Regions from separate parts of the Homo sapiens genome. Here region 2 is linked to region 1. Evidence: read pairs that join two places in POLR2A ChIA-PET (ENCODE). Cell type or tissue: GM12878. All regions are shown on one strand. Links, peaks and the distances in the headings refer to the core of each region. The heading gives the core; the rest is flanking DNA. Region 1 overlaps CD84 (CD84 molecule). Region 2 has its middle 20 kb from the start of SLAMF1.

Evidence for each region. Peaks named below come from ENCODE experiments on the same cell type or tissue, not always from the same donor. Only the 100,000 strongest peaks of a DNase experiment are listed, where the experiment ranks them.
Region 2: POLR2A ChIA-PET joins it to region 1 with 5 read pairs; 2 of 35 experiments call an interaction of 5 or more read pairs at or near these places.

The regions. Positions count from the first base shown.
Region 1 is chr1:160,568,123-160,576,461 of GRCh38, reverse strand. All of the region lies in intron 1 of CD84 (CD84 molecule), which reads left to right. It overlaps CD84-AS1 (CD84 antisense RNA 1), which reads right to left. Exons shown (of 2, transcript NR_188634.1): 2 at 5,329-5,523. Among named protein-coding and RNA genes, the nearest start is that of CD84, 7.2 kb to the left of the region's middle. RefSeq lists an enhancer at 547-596. In GM12878, for the core only: no CTCF peak of the experiment used is centred there; a DNase peak (open chromatin) is centred at 8,125; H3K4me3 peaks cover 156 bases; H3K27ac peaks cover 2,280 bases.
Region 2 is chr1:160,662,560-160,670,898 of GRCh38, reverse strand. It overlaps the pseudogene SETP9. Among named protein-coding and RNA genes, the nearest start is that of SLAMF1, 20 kb to the right of the region's middle. RefSeq lists enhancers at 4,844-5,405, 5,419-5,478. In GM12878, for the core only: no CTCF peak of the experiment used is centred there; a DNase peak (open chromatin) is centred at 6,117; H3K4me3 peaks cover 1,808 bases; H3K27ac peaks cover 2,626 bases.

The DNA.
Region 1 (8,339 bases), core at 187-8,186:
CCAATAACGGAAGTTTAGGCAGGGCAGTGAGGCAGAATACCCAAGCAAACAACCATCTCCAGACATATTTCAAATACCGTTCACTTTAATATTATTCAAATGTGATTTGAATTAGTTTCTTTAAACAAATAAAAGTCCAATATCAGCATGATGTTGATGTCTTGTTGGATGTTAAACATGGTCATGGGCATTTCAGCAGTTGAGACCTAAAATTCTAAGAAATGAGTGGGCTCACTATGGGTAACTGGACCCCAACCATCATCCTGGGGCTCAGAGACAGGAAGCATACCTGTGGAAGTATGCTGACAAAACAACCTGCCACTGATCTGAAGTCCTTGCATTGAGGGGTCTTCAAGATAAGGACAAGGCCTCTGTATTAGAATGAGATTTAAGCAGATGACTACCACAGACATTCAGAAAAGGGCTCAAAAGCAGAAATCCAGTTATAGAAATGGAAATATATTACATATGGGTAAAACTGCTTATCAAAAACCCAGCTTCCAAACAGAGGGTGGAAAGCTGTTCCCCCTGTGATAACTCAGGCCTTCAGTGGAAGGCAGCGGAGGCCTACCTTGTCAGCTCCAAGTGCTTGAAGCAGTCCTGGAGATCAATATGGAGGCCAACAAGGCAGCCAGAGCACCTTCGCAACAGGAGCCTGATGGTCGGTGCCAAGCCATTCAGGCTACTGGAGTATTCCTAAATCAAACCTTTCTTGTCTTGGACCTTAGGAAAGGGATGGACCTGTAAGTTTGGAGATCACTGGGCTCATCTATGTGAAACTTGGAAAGAGGTATGAGCAATCAGCTGGGGGCTGATATAGGTGGAACTGACTAGGTACTCTTGTTTCCTTTGTTATACTCAGTGTTCAAGTACACGCTAATAGAGGGCAGCAATGTTAAAACGGATGGCTATGATCTCATGTCTGTTTTGAGATTTTGTGTGTGTGTGTGTGTGTGTGTGTGTGTGTTTTGAAGGAACTGATTCAAGTAAACCTAAATCCCAATAAAGGTGATATAAAGTAAAACTCCCAGGGGAAAACAATGTACTATTGCATGGGGGTAGTAGGTTCCTTTTTCTTAAAACCTCATGATCAAGGACTTTCCGTCGCTTTGGAGAATGACACAAAATTTCTGCCTGCCCAGCCCTGTGCTTCCTCTTCCCCTCTATGTCCCTTCACTCAGTGTGAGCAGTTATAATGGACTCTCTTTTGGGCACCACATGCTAAAGCTACCTCTGGTCACTCTCCCAGACCTACAATACTCAGCGATGTTCCACCCCCACTTTTTGACTCTAGGAGGCAGTGGGTGGAGAAGAGGAGAGGAAGTTTAGCTAGTGCCACAAAAAAAGAACAAGAAATGTTTGTCTGGAGGATCCTAAGAAAGTAAGGGGGTGGAGGTGTCTGTTAAGCAACTGTGCAGTCTTCCCCATTTCCACTCTTATTAATAGCTACTTGCTGACTTTAACATCTCCCCAATACCCCAACTCTAATTTTTCCCTTCGTAGTTGTCTGAGGTGTTATTTTAGTCTCTTTGAAGATGTTTATTTGTTTTACATAGCAAACATATATAGTGCCTAGTATATGCCAGGCACTATTCTAAGAGGTCTACAAATATCAATTCATTTAACCCTCATAATATTTTTATGAGGTCAAATATTGTGCTACTATTACCTTCACCAATGTGCTAATATTACCTTCATTTTAAAGCTGAGGAAACTGAGGCACAGAGAGGTTACTGACTTTCCCTGGGGTTCATGGCCAGTCCCTGACAGAGCCAGGATTCTAGCCCAGGCAGGCTAGGCCTCAGTGACTAACCCATGGTGACATACAGGTGATTCCACAAGGCAAGGCTCTCCTTAGGACCACTAGACTCTCCTCCATTAGTACACACACTTGAGAGCACCCTCATGTCATTTAATCCTAATAATTCCTCAAAGTGGCAGGACAGCTCTGTTTTATTTCTTTTACCAACTAGAACCCTCTGACTTAGCAAGTAAGTGACATTCATGGTCATTTAGCTAGTCAACAACAGACCCTAGACTCAAACATGTTTCCTAATCCCTGATTCAGGACACTTTTACTAACTATGCTGTGGGTCCCCATTTTGTGGATCTAAAAAATTTTCTTCACAAACAGTATAGAATATAGAAAGAAATTGCAGTTAGCCATCTGATTCTTGTTAATAATCAGTTTAAATACTTGACCTTTCACATCAAGACCCAGAGATCAGTAAAGAGTCCTCTCTTGCCTTCACTCTTTCTCTTGCTGAGATTTTCTGCCTTGTTTTTCTATTGTTGGAAAAGATTAATTGAGTCAGTTGCAAAAAAAAAAAAAGCTTTGTTTTTTTTTGTTTGTTTTTGTTTTTTGTTTTGAGACAGAGTCTTGCCCTGTCACCCAGGCTGGAGGGCAGTAGCACAATCGTGGTTCATGGCAGCCTTGACTTCCCAGGCTCAAGTGATCCTCCTGTCTCAGCCTCCCAAGTAGCTGAGACTACAGGCATGCATTACCATGCCTGACTAATTTTTTTTTATTTTCTTTTTCATAGAGATGGGATCTCATTGTGTTTCCCAGGCTGGTGTTCATTTTTTCAACAAACATTTAATAATCATCCACTAGTTCTTGGAGGAACAGTAGTGATTGAAACAGACAAAGACTCACATTCTTGATAATTGCATTATAGTAGCAGTGTATTGAGGGGATGGGTTGGGAGACAATCAATAAATAAGCACAGGCAATGCTTTAGTGGTGATAACTGCAGTGAAGAGAAGGATAGTAAGGCAAGGCAAGAGAGAAGGATGGGGTGGGGATTGCTGTTTTAGGCACAGTGACCAGGAAAGCTCTTTCTAATGAGATGATGTTGGGAGAAAACCCTGAACAAAGTGGGGGACTGCTGAAAAGAGTGTGGTAGGAAAAGAGGAGAACAACAGGTGCAAAAGCTCTAAGGCAAAGTGCCCTTGGCCTGTTTACAGAACAGAGGGAGCTGATGTGGTTGGAGTAGGGAAGTAGGGGAAGATCAGGCAGAGCCTAGTAGTGATGGTTAAGATTATGAAAGGAGAATAGAGAGCTCCCCAGACTCCAAGGGTACACTGTGTTCATTTTTAATAGAATCTAAGGAGAATTATGGGGTTTTAGGTCTATATAACCTCTCCATTGTCATCCATATTTGACTTTGGATTCCACCCAAAACATCAGTAAGTTTTGCTTGCCCAGCCTTGAAGAATTTTCCTCTCATGAGTTAAAAGCCTCATACCTCAACAATCTTTATACAATCTATATATATGGGTTTCTGATTCTTTTCTATTTGTTTTTTGTTTTTTCAAATATTCTTCTTTTTCTCACGATCCCTATTGTCTTCTTCTAGTCAGTGGCTTTGAGCTGCCTAACCATGAAATGTACATTTGTAAAATCCATCCATATCCCTAGGATCATCCAGGGAAACAGGGTTATCATCTTAGACACAGAAAGGTGTATTGCATTGGGAAGGGTGCCCCAGCCCAATCCAGGAGGGGAAGGCAACCTCCAGTGAGCAACCAGTCCTCAGTGATCTCTTTCAACACTGGTCATCCTGCTCCCTGAGTCCTGGGCTCCCTCTTTGCCATAGCTACCTAAGAGTCACAGTGAACAGGTTTTTCCATCTAAGCCTGCACCCCAGGGTTTCAGCCTTTTCTTGCCTTTGCTTCTCCTCTAGAGGTATGGCCTTTCTCCTACCTTTCCCATTTGTGTTCTGGCATAAGAAGGTCACGAAATCACACTCTTTGGAAAAGGTTGTAAATGTGGGTTACCACTTCTTCACTGGGCTCTCAAGGGTAGTTAGCAAACACTTGATCCCCTTCATCAATCTCTTGTTGACTCCCTATGGTGTTCCTTATAGTAACATTCCCCCCCCCAATTTTTACATTCACCAAAATAATAGCAACTACCATTTATATGTGCCAGGCATTGTGCTAAGTGCTTTATCTTCGCAATTGCATTTAATAATTATCCACACTTTACAGATGAGGCACCTGAGGAACAGTGAATTTCAATAATTTTCTCAAGATAACACAGCTACGTTCAAATATTCCTAGATTCAAAATCTGCACCTTTAGTCTGTATACCTCCTAGCTGGTCCCACTCTTGCCTCCTCACTGTTGCCAGTTAGTCTCCCCTCCTACATTACTGAAGAGATGAAGGCCACCAAGAATGACTATCTTCCATTTTATCCTATCTATTCCAAAATGTCCACTGTGTATTAAGCACCTTCTATGTGTCCTCAAAACAATTCTATAAGGCAGGCATTATTATAGCCCATCTTGTAGTCAAGTAAGATCAGGGCCTCAGCAAATGTCAGGGATTGAACATGAGCACAAGCCCACCTGGCTCAAATCTATGCTCACTCTACTTCACCAAGCAGCCTCTTCCTATCACCGTCTTTAATAACATCTCAAAATACCTTTGCTCTTTCACTTATCCTTTCCTTTCCCCTTTCCACTTCAGGTGAGGGTGTGACCCTCCTTAAATCTACAGCTTCCACTGCCTGCCCTTTCCTTTCCATCTTTTGTTCCATGACAAGCATTAGTAGCCTGTGTATCTTGTGCTGTTCTGCATACCAGAGGTTTAAGGCAAGGCCCCTGGACTCAGTCATTCACAGTGTCCAGAACACAGACACGCAGATTGATGACCACCACACAATGTGGCAAGTGCTATGAGAGGGAAACCTGGAGTTCCAGAGAGGCCATGAGCAGGAGCATCTAACCTAGAGCAGGCCCACTGGGGACATCTCTCTCTGCTTACCCTCCCTAGCTCCTCCCCCCCAGCCCCCAGTCTCTTCTATTTTAAAACAAAAATAAATTAGTTTCACCTGACCTTCTAGCTACTGTCCTATCTCATCACCCTTCTTTCACTGTCAAGTTTTTCCTCCATGCTTTACCACCTACTCTGTCAGTCCCCTAGACTCTGGCCTTCCATCGAGTTGTCTTACTTGTACTACATTCTCAAAGGCCATCAATAACCTCGTAACGGGCAAACCCAGGGCCATTTTCAGTCTTTATCCCGTTGAACGCTGAATCATTAGACATCAGTGGCAATCTCCTCCTTGAGACTCTTTCTCCTCTCTGTGATATGGCCCACTATTGGTGCCTCTCTTGCACTCTTACTGCTTGGTCTCTTCTGTTTCTTTTGATGGTGTCTCTTCTATAAATGTGAGCACTCTCGCAGGGCTCAGTCGTGGACTTCAGGCTTACTCTTCCTGAATGACCCTCCTCTCCTTCACCCACGCCATTTCTGTGGATGATCTCTAAACCCGCTGGATTTCAGTGTTACAGTAAGTACCAGAGACACTAAAATAAGAATGGCTTAAACAAGAAAGAGGTTTATTTCTTGCTCATGTAAAAAAGTGCGGAGTTGGCAGTTCACAGTCAGTAGAATAGTTCACAAGGTCATTGGGGTTCCAACTTCTATCTTCCTGCTCCACCATCCTCAGAACTTGGCTTCCTCCTCATGACTCAGAATGTCTGTCTAAGATCCAGCTGTCATGACCTTCTGGCCTGCAAAAGCAAGGAAGAGATGAAAACAGCAAATTTCCCTCTTTTTATGTATTTATTTATTTATTGGTTTTCTTCTGAGACAGGGTCTCACTCTGTCACCCAGGCTGGAGTGCAGTGGTGTGGTCTTGGCTTACTGCAACCTTGACCCCCTTGGGCTCAGGTGATCCTCTCATCTCAGCCTCCTGGGCAGCTGGGACTACAGGTGTGCACCATCATGCCCAGGTATATTTTGTACTTTTTTGTAGAGACAGGGTTTTGCCATGTTACCCAGGCTGGTCTCGCACTCCTGGACTCAAGCGATCCACCTGCCTTGGCCTCCCAAAGTGTTGGGATTACAGATGTGAGCCACCATGCCAGGTTCCCACTCTTCTTAAAGACACAGAAGTCATATACAACACTTCCATTTTTATTCTGTTGGGCTGAACTTAGTCATATGACCAACGTTAGCTAGAAGAAAGCAGGACAATATAGTCTTTACTCTGGGTGGCTCTATGCCCTGCTAAAAATTAGTGATTCTATTAATAAGAATGAAGGAGGGAACAAATATTGGAAAACAGCTAGCAGATTCTGCCACAGTGCCCCAAATAATACTTCAAGTCCATTCTCTCTCCTTATCTTCCATCATTCCAAGAGCTTACTTACATGGTCCACCATCATCTGAAGTTTAATATTTCTAACACTAAACTTTCTTCCCCCTTTGACTTCTTTCCATCATAAACTTTATGAGTTTTTCAATGACATAAAGTAGAAACTCAAAATATATTGATGAACAATTGAATTCTAGCAGATGCCTCTTTATTTCTTGCCTTTCTTTGTGTTATCATCAAATCCAGCCCTTCCTTTCCATTCCCATTATCGTCCCCTGGTTCATGCCCAGAAGACTACAGTATCCCTAAATGGCCTCTCTGATGCAGCCTCTCCTTCCTGTTTTCCTCCCCACACATCATTACTACATTACAATGACTAAAACATTATTTTAATCTTCACTCGCAAAAACCTTAATAGTTCCCCTCTGCCTCTGATGGAGACCTCAAACTCAAGGCTGTCTCAAATCTAAACCTAATTTGTATCTCCAGCTGTACCTCTCCCCACTCTGATATGCAAATCTATATTCATCCAATTAACATCACAGGTTCTGCTTCTAAACTTTTGTTCAGGATCCGAGGACTTGAGACACCCCTCCTTTCCCTTTCCATCAAGTAGAATTCTATTCAGCCTTCAAAATCCTCCTCAAATTCTACTTTCTTTGAGATGTTTTTTCTAACCACTACAGCTCAGCAATCCCTCCCTTCTTAGAATTCCTACCGTAATCACTGTTTCTACCATTCACTTGAATTTATTATTCACTATCTCATATTGCAAAGGAGAATTGTGTGTGTGCGTGCGTGCGTGCGTGCGTGTGTGTGTGTGTGTGTGTGTGTATCTTATTTCCCTAACCGGGTATCAAATTCCCCCCGAAAGGCAGAGAATCTGTCTTTGCCATAGACTAGCATAGTGCATTTCATGGTAAGTCCTCAAGATGTTTTTGTGCCACAAGTTATCTCTGAAATTAGATTTTACTAAGGTCACTTCCAGTGATAACATAATGTTAGAGTCCCTTTAGCACCCAGAAAAATAAATATTGGGATTGATTGATATGGACACTCTTTCTTTTAAATCTTAAAATCTTTTAAGAGCAGAATAAAGTCTATCCAGGGTACCTGAAACTGTCCCTCCAGGCTTTACTTGAATTAGCCCTTAAAAATGGCTTTTGATATATGCTCCAGTATGGCCCCGGCATCACCAACGCCATCATAAGGGTGGCCTAGGGCAGGCCCAAAGGGCATGTACCAATTGTTGAAGTGATGATAAAGAACATACGATGAATGTTAATATATCAGTATCAACTCCAGAAATAACTAACATTTATTTTACCTTGATGATCAGCAAAGCATTTCTACTCATATTACATCATTTGCTGCTCACCAAACAGGACAAATAGCATAATTATTATTTTCATTCTATGGATGAAGAAACTGAGGTTCAGAAAGGTTTTGTGACCTGTAATCCCAGCATTTTGGGAGGCTGAGGCGGGCAGAGCATTTGAGGTCAGGAGTTCAAGATCAGCCTGGCCAACATGGTGAAACCCCGTCTCTACTAAAAATACAAAAACTAGCTAGCCGTGATGGCATGCACCTGTAATCCCAGCTACTTGGGTGGCTGAGGCAGGAGAACTGCCTGAACCCGGGAGGTGGAGGTTGCAGTGAGCCAAGATCACTCCACTGCACTCCAGCGTGGGTGACAGTGAGAGAGTGAGACTTTGTCTAAAAATAAATAAATAAATAAGAAAGGTTTTGTGACCTCGTTAAGGTTGTCCAGTTCATAAGTAGAAGTACTTGCACCTACACCTTCTGCCTCCCTATCTTTCCACTGCATGCAATGGTTTTGCAGCTGCTTCTCTCAGAGCACAGTTGGAGTGTTTGAAGGTGGCAGAATCTTCATCTTAAACATGTGCAACCCCTTTGCCTTTTCCAGCAAGCAAAGTATTCTTGCCAACAACACCAGCAGCACAAATAACAGCTTCCCCCAGCTTTGCCTACCCACCACCCCCACTGCCTGATTGCTCTTTGATACCCCACCAACACTTCCTGAATGACTTGCTACAGGAGATGAGACATACTTTTAAAACTGCACCACACACCAACCACTGTGGCTGCTCAACGGCCCTAATATTAAGAAGGTCTCAGCCTTAACAATCTACCTACATACTTCCTGGGGTTTAGTGAGAGAACCCAGCAAAATTACGAGTCTGTGGAATCTATGTTCTGTCTCTCTCC
Region 2 (8,339 bases), core at 65-8,064, 95 kb before region 1:
CATCAATATCTTATAATCCTTCCTCTTCTTCATCATCATCATCATCTTGTTCTTCTCCTTCTTCTTCATCATCCACATTGGGAACCAAGCAGCACTGTTATGGGTTTGGCCAAGTACTACCTGTGATGACCTCTCATAACTCACCAGCACCTGCATCAGAATGGTCAGTAAAGCAGGTCAAGAAGCTCTCTGGTGCCTCAGGCTGCCTCTTCCTACTGGCTTTATTCTTCGTTCGACTTGAACGATTCGTTACATCCTTTCAAGATTTCCATTTGATTTCAGTGGACTTTGAAGATGGATCGCCACTCTCATTTAGATGAAATTCTTTGGAGAGGAGTTTATTTTCAAAGTAAGGATGTTCATCAAAATAAAAATCTATTCTGTAACCTAATTTAGTATCTTCAAATTATGTCACTTCAACTCTGGTCATATAATGCAGTGCCTCTTCATCCTCCTCCACAAGCAGTGCAGACACTCGTGGGTGGTTGACAAATGATGTTACCCAAAAATGTGGGATTTGGGCCATCAATGATCAATTCTGACCTCTTCTGAAAAAATGATTGGCAGAGTTTGTTCTATTTCTGTTCTACTTTCAAATTCTCCTCACTGGCTTGTTCATGAAGTCTGTTTCATTTTGTACTTCACAAATGTGTTCAATTGCTGCTTGCTATTCTTTTTCTGAGGTCTCGTCTGCCCGGTTGCGGTTGGAGTTGAGCTCCTTTCTACTGACTTTAGCCGTTGGCACAGACTTGGTGCTGCTTGGAGTTCGGGGGGCGGGGGGCGGGGTGTGGTGGTTGGGGGGAGAAACGGGAACGGGGAGAGAAGGAATGGGGAAGCGGGTCGGGGGTAGGCGGCTTCCCCTAACTCCACACTCGCTGGCACTCACTCGGTCAGGCCGCCTCCGCTCCCCGTTCGCTCGCTCTCCCAGCGCTTGCTCGCGCATGCTGCCCTGGCATATGATACATAAAATGTATATAAAAGACAATATAAGTGTAGTTTTTGTTTGTAATTTTTTTCTCTTATCTGATTTAAAAGACAATTTTATAGAACAATAATTATAAATCTGTGTTAATGACACACATGTATAAAGATGTAATTTGTATGACAATAACAGCAAAAAATGTGGGCAGGAGAAAAAGCTGTGTGAGAACAAAGTATTATATTATTGCAATTAAGATCATTGTAACCTCCAAACCAACTATGAAGAAAATAAATACAGTAAAAAAAAAAAAATGACAAGGGAACTTAAGTGTACAGTAGAAAAAATATATTTAATACAAAAGAGGGCACTAATAAAGAAAGAGAAGAACACACACACACAAAAAACCTATAGAAAACTAATAGGAAAATGGCAAACATAAATCCTACCATATCAGAAATTACATTAAATATAAATGGATTAAACATTACAAATAAAAGGCAGAGGTTATTAGAGTGGACTAAAAAAAATGGGTCCACTATATGTTGTGTACAAAGGACACAGTTTAGATTCAAATACACCTATAGGTTGAAAGTAAAAGGTGGAAAAAGGTATATTATGTTATGGAAGCAATAACCAAAAGAGAGCTGGGTTTAGAAACTGAGATCAGTCAAAATATGATTTAAGACAAAAATTGTTGTAAAGACAAAGAAGGACATTTTATAATAATAAGAGTTAATGCATCAAGAAGATATAACAATTATTAATATATATGCACAGAGCCCCAAAATACATGAAGCAAAAACTTACTGAATTGAAGGGATAAATAGACAATTCAACAATAATAACTGGAGAATTCAATATCCCATTTTCAATAATGGATTGAACAACTATACATAAAATCAACAAGGAAATAGAAGACTTAAACAACATTATAAACCAACTAAACTTAACCAAAGTCTATAGGACACTTTACCCAACAACAGCAGAATATGTGTTTGTTGTTCTCAAATGCACATGGAACATTCTCCAAGATAGACTATATGTTGGGCTATAAAACAAGTCTCAACAAATATGAAATGACTAAAATTACAGAAATGTCAAAAGTATGTTTTTAACCACAATGGAGTGAAATTATAGATCAATCACAGAAGGATATTTGGAAAATTCATCAAGCTACATACTTCTAAATCAAGCTACATACTTCTAAAACAATGGGTCAAAGAATAAATCATAGGGGAAATTACAAAATACTTTGAGATGAATAAAACTAAAAATATTACATATCAAAAACTTATGAGATGCAGGAAATCAATGCTTAGAGAAACTTTTATAGCTGTAAATGCCTAAATTAAAACAGAAAGATCTCAAATCAATAATCTAACCTCCTACCTTAAGAAACTATAGGCTGGGATTAGTGGGTCATTCTTGTAACCCTAACACTTTGAGAAGCTGAGGCAGGAGGATCACTTGACCTCAAGAGTTCAAGACCAGCAACGTAGTGAGACCTTGTTTCTACCAAAAAATTTAAAAAATTAGCCAGGTGTGGTGGCTCATGCCTGTAGTCCCAGCTACTTTGGTGGCTGAGGTAGGAGGATTGCTTGAACCTAGGAGATCAAGGCTGCAGTGAGCTGTGATTGTGCCACTGTACTCCAGCCTGAGTGACACAGTGAGACCCTGTCTTGAAAGAAAGAAAGAAAGAAAGAAAGAAAATAAACTATAAAAAGAAGAACTAAGTTCATTAAGAAACTATAAAAAGAAGAATAAACTAAGCTCAAAGCAAGCAAGAGGGAGAAAATAATAAAGATAAAAATGGAAAGAAATGAAGGAGAGAATACAAAAATAAGAGAAAAACAAATTTAAAGTTTGGTTATTTGAAAAGATCAGCAAAACTGACAAATGTTTAGGTAGACTGATAAAATGAAAAACGGAGAAGACTCAAAGGACCAAAATCAAGAATTAAAAGGGGATATTACTATTGACTTTAAAGGAATAAAAATGATTACAAGGGGGATAGTATGAACAATTGTATGGAAATAAATTAGACGAAATGGAAAAATTTCAAGAATCACACAGACTACCAAAACTGACTAGAGAAGACAGATGCGATAGATCAGATAGATAAAGGGAGGGTTCTTGCTTGCAATAGAATGCCAAATATGGAGTGAGGTGCTAAAGTGAAGAAAGTTATTATTTTGTAACTATCACAATTAAGACAGGCTCAGGCAAAAATTATCAATGGATGCTAAATCTCAGAGGAAATTTTGATGAGGAGTAAGATGTCTGCATGGCCTTCCACTGTATGCCAACACATAGTTATTAGTTAAAATCAAAAAAGATAACTATACAATAGAGAAATCTGGCAATCTGTTGGCAATATATTGGCCAGGTGATTAAAATTAACATTATCGATGAGAAGACATCAAGGGTCTCTAGATGTGATACCTTGAGGGTACAATGTCACTTGTGTAGTACCTAGTCTGGGAATGCATAATGTGAATCTAATCATAAGGAAATACCAAAAAACCCCAAGTGAGGAATTTGCTATTAAAAAAGAGAGGCTGTAATCCCAGGACTTTGGGAGGCTGAGGCAGGCGGATCATGAGGTCAGGAGTTTGAGACCAGCCTGACCAACATGGTGAAACCCCATCTCTACTAAAAATACAAATACAAAAAAATTAGCTGGGTGTGGTGGTGCATGCCAGCTACTCAGGAGGCTGAGGCAGAAGAATCGTTTGAACCCGGGAGGTGGAGATTGCAGTGAGCCGAGATTGTACCACTGCACTCCAGCCTGGGTGACAGAGCAAGACTCCACCTCAAGAAAAAAAAAAAAAAAGGGAAAGGGTGGGAAGACTGCATTCTTCAAATATATCCATGTCATAAAGGAGAAGATATAGCTGTGGAAATGTTACAGTTGAAGGGTACTAAAGAGATACAACAACTAAATGCAATACCTAATACTGGACTGGATCCTGACCTGGAGGGAAAATTATGGTTACAAAGGGTCAACCGACAAAATTGAAATGCAAACAGTAGGTTAGACAAGAATATTGTTATCAATGTAAAATTTACTTAAGTGATAACTATATTGTAGTTGTGTCAGAAATTATCCTAATTCTTTACACTGATGTATTTAAGATAAAGAGCCATGCCATATGCAACCTACCCTATAATAGTTCAAATAGAGACAGAAAGAGAGAGAGAGAGAGAACTAGCTAATATTAAAGCAAAATGGGCAAAACATTACAGAGAGGTATTCACAGTCACAGCCAACTTGTAGACCCCTCCCTGCAGGATATTTATAAGCGTGTTCTTTGTACTATTATTAATAATAATTTTTTCTTGCAGCTCTTTTGACATTATTTTCAAATAAAAAGTTAACTACACAGATTAATGAAAGGTCTGCAATACTTATTTCCCCTTGATGGTCCTTCAAGATGCTGAGGGTCTGTTCTGCATTTACCACATCCTCTTCTTTCCTTGTATAGGCCTCTCCTTTTATAGACCTGTGAGTTCTCAGAGTACATTATCATTTTCAACCTTGAATTCCCATTGAAACCCTTGAATTCCCATTGAATCATCTGCCAAAGACGACAGTTTATTTTTCTGTTGATCCAATCAAGAAAAGGAGAAAGCTTCCATGAATAATAAACAGATGGGGACTACAAGTTCCTGTGACTCTGCCGGGCTCTGCCCAATGTGTCTCTCCATTCTGGCTCCCAGGCTACAGGAGCACAGCCTCTGTCAGTCTTGCTATCTCTGGCAGAGGACAGCAACACAGAGCAGAAGGACCTCTTTAAAGCCTAGGTTTAATAATGACAACATTTTCATGCTTAAATCCTTCAAGGATAGGCTCGTTGGAGAGCCTACAGGGTTCTACTGATCCTTATGTGGCTTGGTTTCTGTGATTTTCTCCTGTCCAATTTCTAGTTTGGCCCCTCCTTTGCACTGAATGCTGCAACCTTCCTGAACTGCTAGCAGTTCCCCGAATTTACTCAATGCCTTTGCTCAAGCTTTTACACTTCCTGGAATCCCCTCCCACTCCTCGTTGACCTAACAAACTCCCACTCATTTGTTAAGACTCAAACCAATTGTTGCCTCTCCAAAGTCCAAGAACCACTTCTTAGGAATAGGACTCTCTCCCTGGTCCATAATCACCGTTTCCCACCCTCTTTGTGATAGGAATGATTACTACAAAGAAGACTTAGAAATCGTCAGCAGGGAAGCCCATAAAATTTGCATTTCCTAATTTTCTGTAATCTTGGTGGAGGACAGGAAGGAAGTGGCCAGGCCAAGGCCGTCTGGCAAGTTACCAGCAGGGCTGAGGCTGGAAGTCAAATACACATTCTCCTTTCTTTGTTGATACTACTGGGTACTCCCTGGGGCTTGACCCATTGCCCTTCTTATGTTCGAAAATGTCTTCTGGACTCTGTCAAACCCTAGACAACTCAATTTTGCAGGACCTTCTAGGGGGGCAATGTTGGAGGGCTTGTTGGCTCCTAGAGAGAGCACTGGAATGAGCATGTTTGGTTGGTCTTCAAGCTTATACCTAGTACCCAGAACCACATTTCAAGCTTCTGGGAGGTTGTGTGGTATAGGGGAAGGAGCATGACCTTTGGAGCCAGACAGCCTTGAGTTTGAGTTCCAGAACCGTCATTTACCAGCTTCTGAACCTCAGGAAAAGTAAACTTTCTAAACCTCGGTTTCCGTATGTGGATGATTTTTAAAATCAGGATTAAATGAGATAACCTCAATAAATCATTCCACATAAAGTCTGCCATACAGTAAGTGCTCAATAAGTATTAGTTGCCTTCCTCTGTCCCAAACTTCTCCTTCCTCTCTTCTGGGCTGGCAACTCTAATTTTAATGAATTAAGACAAGATCTCTTAGCTTAAGTTTCCCCAAGTGTAAAATAAGAGGGAAATGGTTGTATAACTCATATGACCCAGATCACGGCTTCTTTCTATTTTGCTTTTATCAATCTTCTCAATCAGGTCTGTGTACTGAGCACAAAGGCTGCCCATGGGTGTGACATGAACAACGGAGGTTTTGCTCTCAGAGGAAGTGGAGAGGGGTTGGGAGGTACCTGGGGAAATGCAAATTTCATGGCTAAGTAGGACTTCCCTAGGTCTGCTGACTTCCAAGATGCTTCTGAGGCATAATTCCAGTGATGATGTGAAGGTGTGGGGCCAGTTCTACCCCCACCAAAAAAGGCCACAATCAGTATATTCATTCCACAAACATTTTTAGCACTTGCTGTATGCCAGGCATTGTTAGATTGGGGAACCATGAAGGTAAATAGAGCATAATGAAACTCAATCAGGATATGGGTGGATTGACCTAAACCCAAGAGATTTGGTTTCTGGTTACGGCTTTTCAAAAACTAGCCATATGGTAAGTCCCTTAGAAGTTTTAGTCTCTAAGTATTAGCTTTCTTGGGGTGAAATGAAGGAGTTGAAAATATGACTTCTATATTTGTTTGCTTTCCTTCAGATTATACTTCTCCTCTCAAAGTCAGCTCTGTGTTTTCAAATAGCCCCTGGAAATCTCCATATGCATGAACCGTAAACATTTAAACTGACCATATCCCAAGCCAACAAATAATCTTATACCCCTTGCTCTCAATTTTGCCCCTAAGTTATCTCCACCTCTTATACTTCCTTTCTTAGAGAATGGCATTGCCATCTACTGGGAAACTGAACTGGAAGTGTAAAGGCCATAGTATATAGGCCACTCTCCTTCACAGCCCACATTCAATAAGTCACCAAACCCTGAAAAATCCACCTATGAGATAACTCTCCAATGGATCTCCTTCTCTCCCACCTCATTGCTACTTCTCCAGTTAAGACCCATCATTTCTTCAAATCTGTTCCTAGCCTGTAGGTCTACCTAAATTTCTCTCACACTAAGGCCAAAGTAATCTTTTCTTTTCTTTCTTTTTTTTTTTTTTTTTTTTTTTTTGACAGATTTTCACTCTTGTTGCCCCAGGCTGGAGTGCAATGGTGCAATCTTGGCTTACTGCAACCTCCGCCTCCCAGGTTCAAGTGATTCTCCCATCTCAGGCTCCCAAGTAGTGGGATTACAAGCACATGCTACCAGGCCTGGCTAATTTTTGTATTTTTAGTAGAGATGGGGCTTCATCATATTGGTCAGGCTGGTCTCAAACTCCTGACCTCAGGTGATCTGCCCACCTCAGCCTCCCAAAGTGCTGGGATTACAGGTGTGTAATCCCACCACGCCCAGGCAAGGTAATCTTTCTAAAGCAAAAATATGAACAGGTCACTCAGCTGCTTAAGACTTTTGGTGGCTTCCATCAAAGAATGAATGGCTTTCCAAGAATGTGTTTAATTATTTGTGCGCAAAAAGGAGTTTTGATCAGGTGAAAGGGGAGACACTGCCTCCTGTGGAAAGTCCTGGGTTGTGTATCCTTGCAGGAATGAAAGAAAAACAGATCAAAACAATGAGGAAGAGAAGAGAATAGCAAATATTGAGTGTTCACAATATAGCAAATACTGTACTTTATATACACTGCTGTTTTAACATTCAAAAGGCATATTAGGTATCTTTGCTCAGGTTTTCAAAAATCAGACTCTGAGATGGAGATTTGTGTGTGAAAAGTTTATGGAGGAGTGCCCATGAAATAATCAATACCTGTGAGGGAGTGAGGGAAGTAAGAGTGAGCAGAGGAAGAAGTTGAGCTGCGGATGCAGTTGCAACAAAGTCCTCAGCTGACTCAGTGAGGAGCCCTGGAGCTAGAATGACCCTCAGAGCTGTTGCAAACTGAGGCAAAAGGGGACTGGACTTTTATATCCTTTCATCAACCAGTTGGCCCAGTTGTTTGATGTGGGTTCCTCAGGGAAGGAACTGGCTAAGGGCAGTTCCTGGGGAGGAACTCAGCTGAGAGCTGTCAGCCACCAATACTTCCTGCATGGGGAATGACTGCTTTGGTCTTGAGGGGGAGATCGGAACAGCACATCATAGCATCCACTATGTGAGATAACTTGTAGTGCATTATTTTATAGATAAGAAAACTGATTTTCGCCAACACCATGACTTATCCAAGGTCGTACAAGTAATGAGTGAAATCCTTGTGGTTCTAATTCATATTTGTCTTCATGTTCCTTTAGCTACATATAACCATGCAATGATAACCTTTTTTGATGAAGCTAGCAGAAGAAAAGAAATAACTAAAATCAGAGCAAAAATAAATGAACCTGAGACAAAAAAAAAAAAAAACCTCACACAAAGGATCAAAAAAATAAAGTTGGTTGTTTGAAAGGATGAATAAGATTGATAGACTGCTAACTAGAATAACCAAGAAAAAAAAAAAGAAAAGATCCCAAATAAGCACAATCAGAAATGACAAAGGTGACATTACAATTAATATTGCAGAAATACGAAAGATCCTCAGAGACCACTA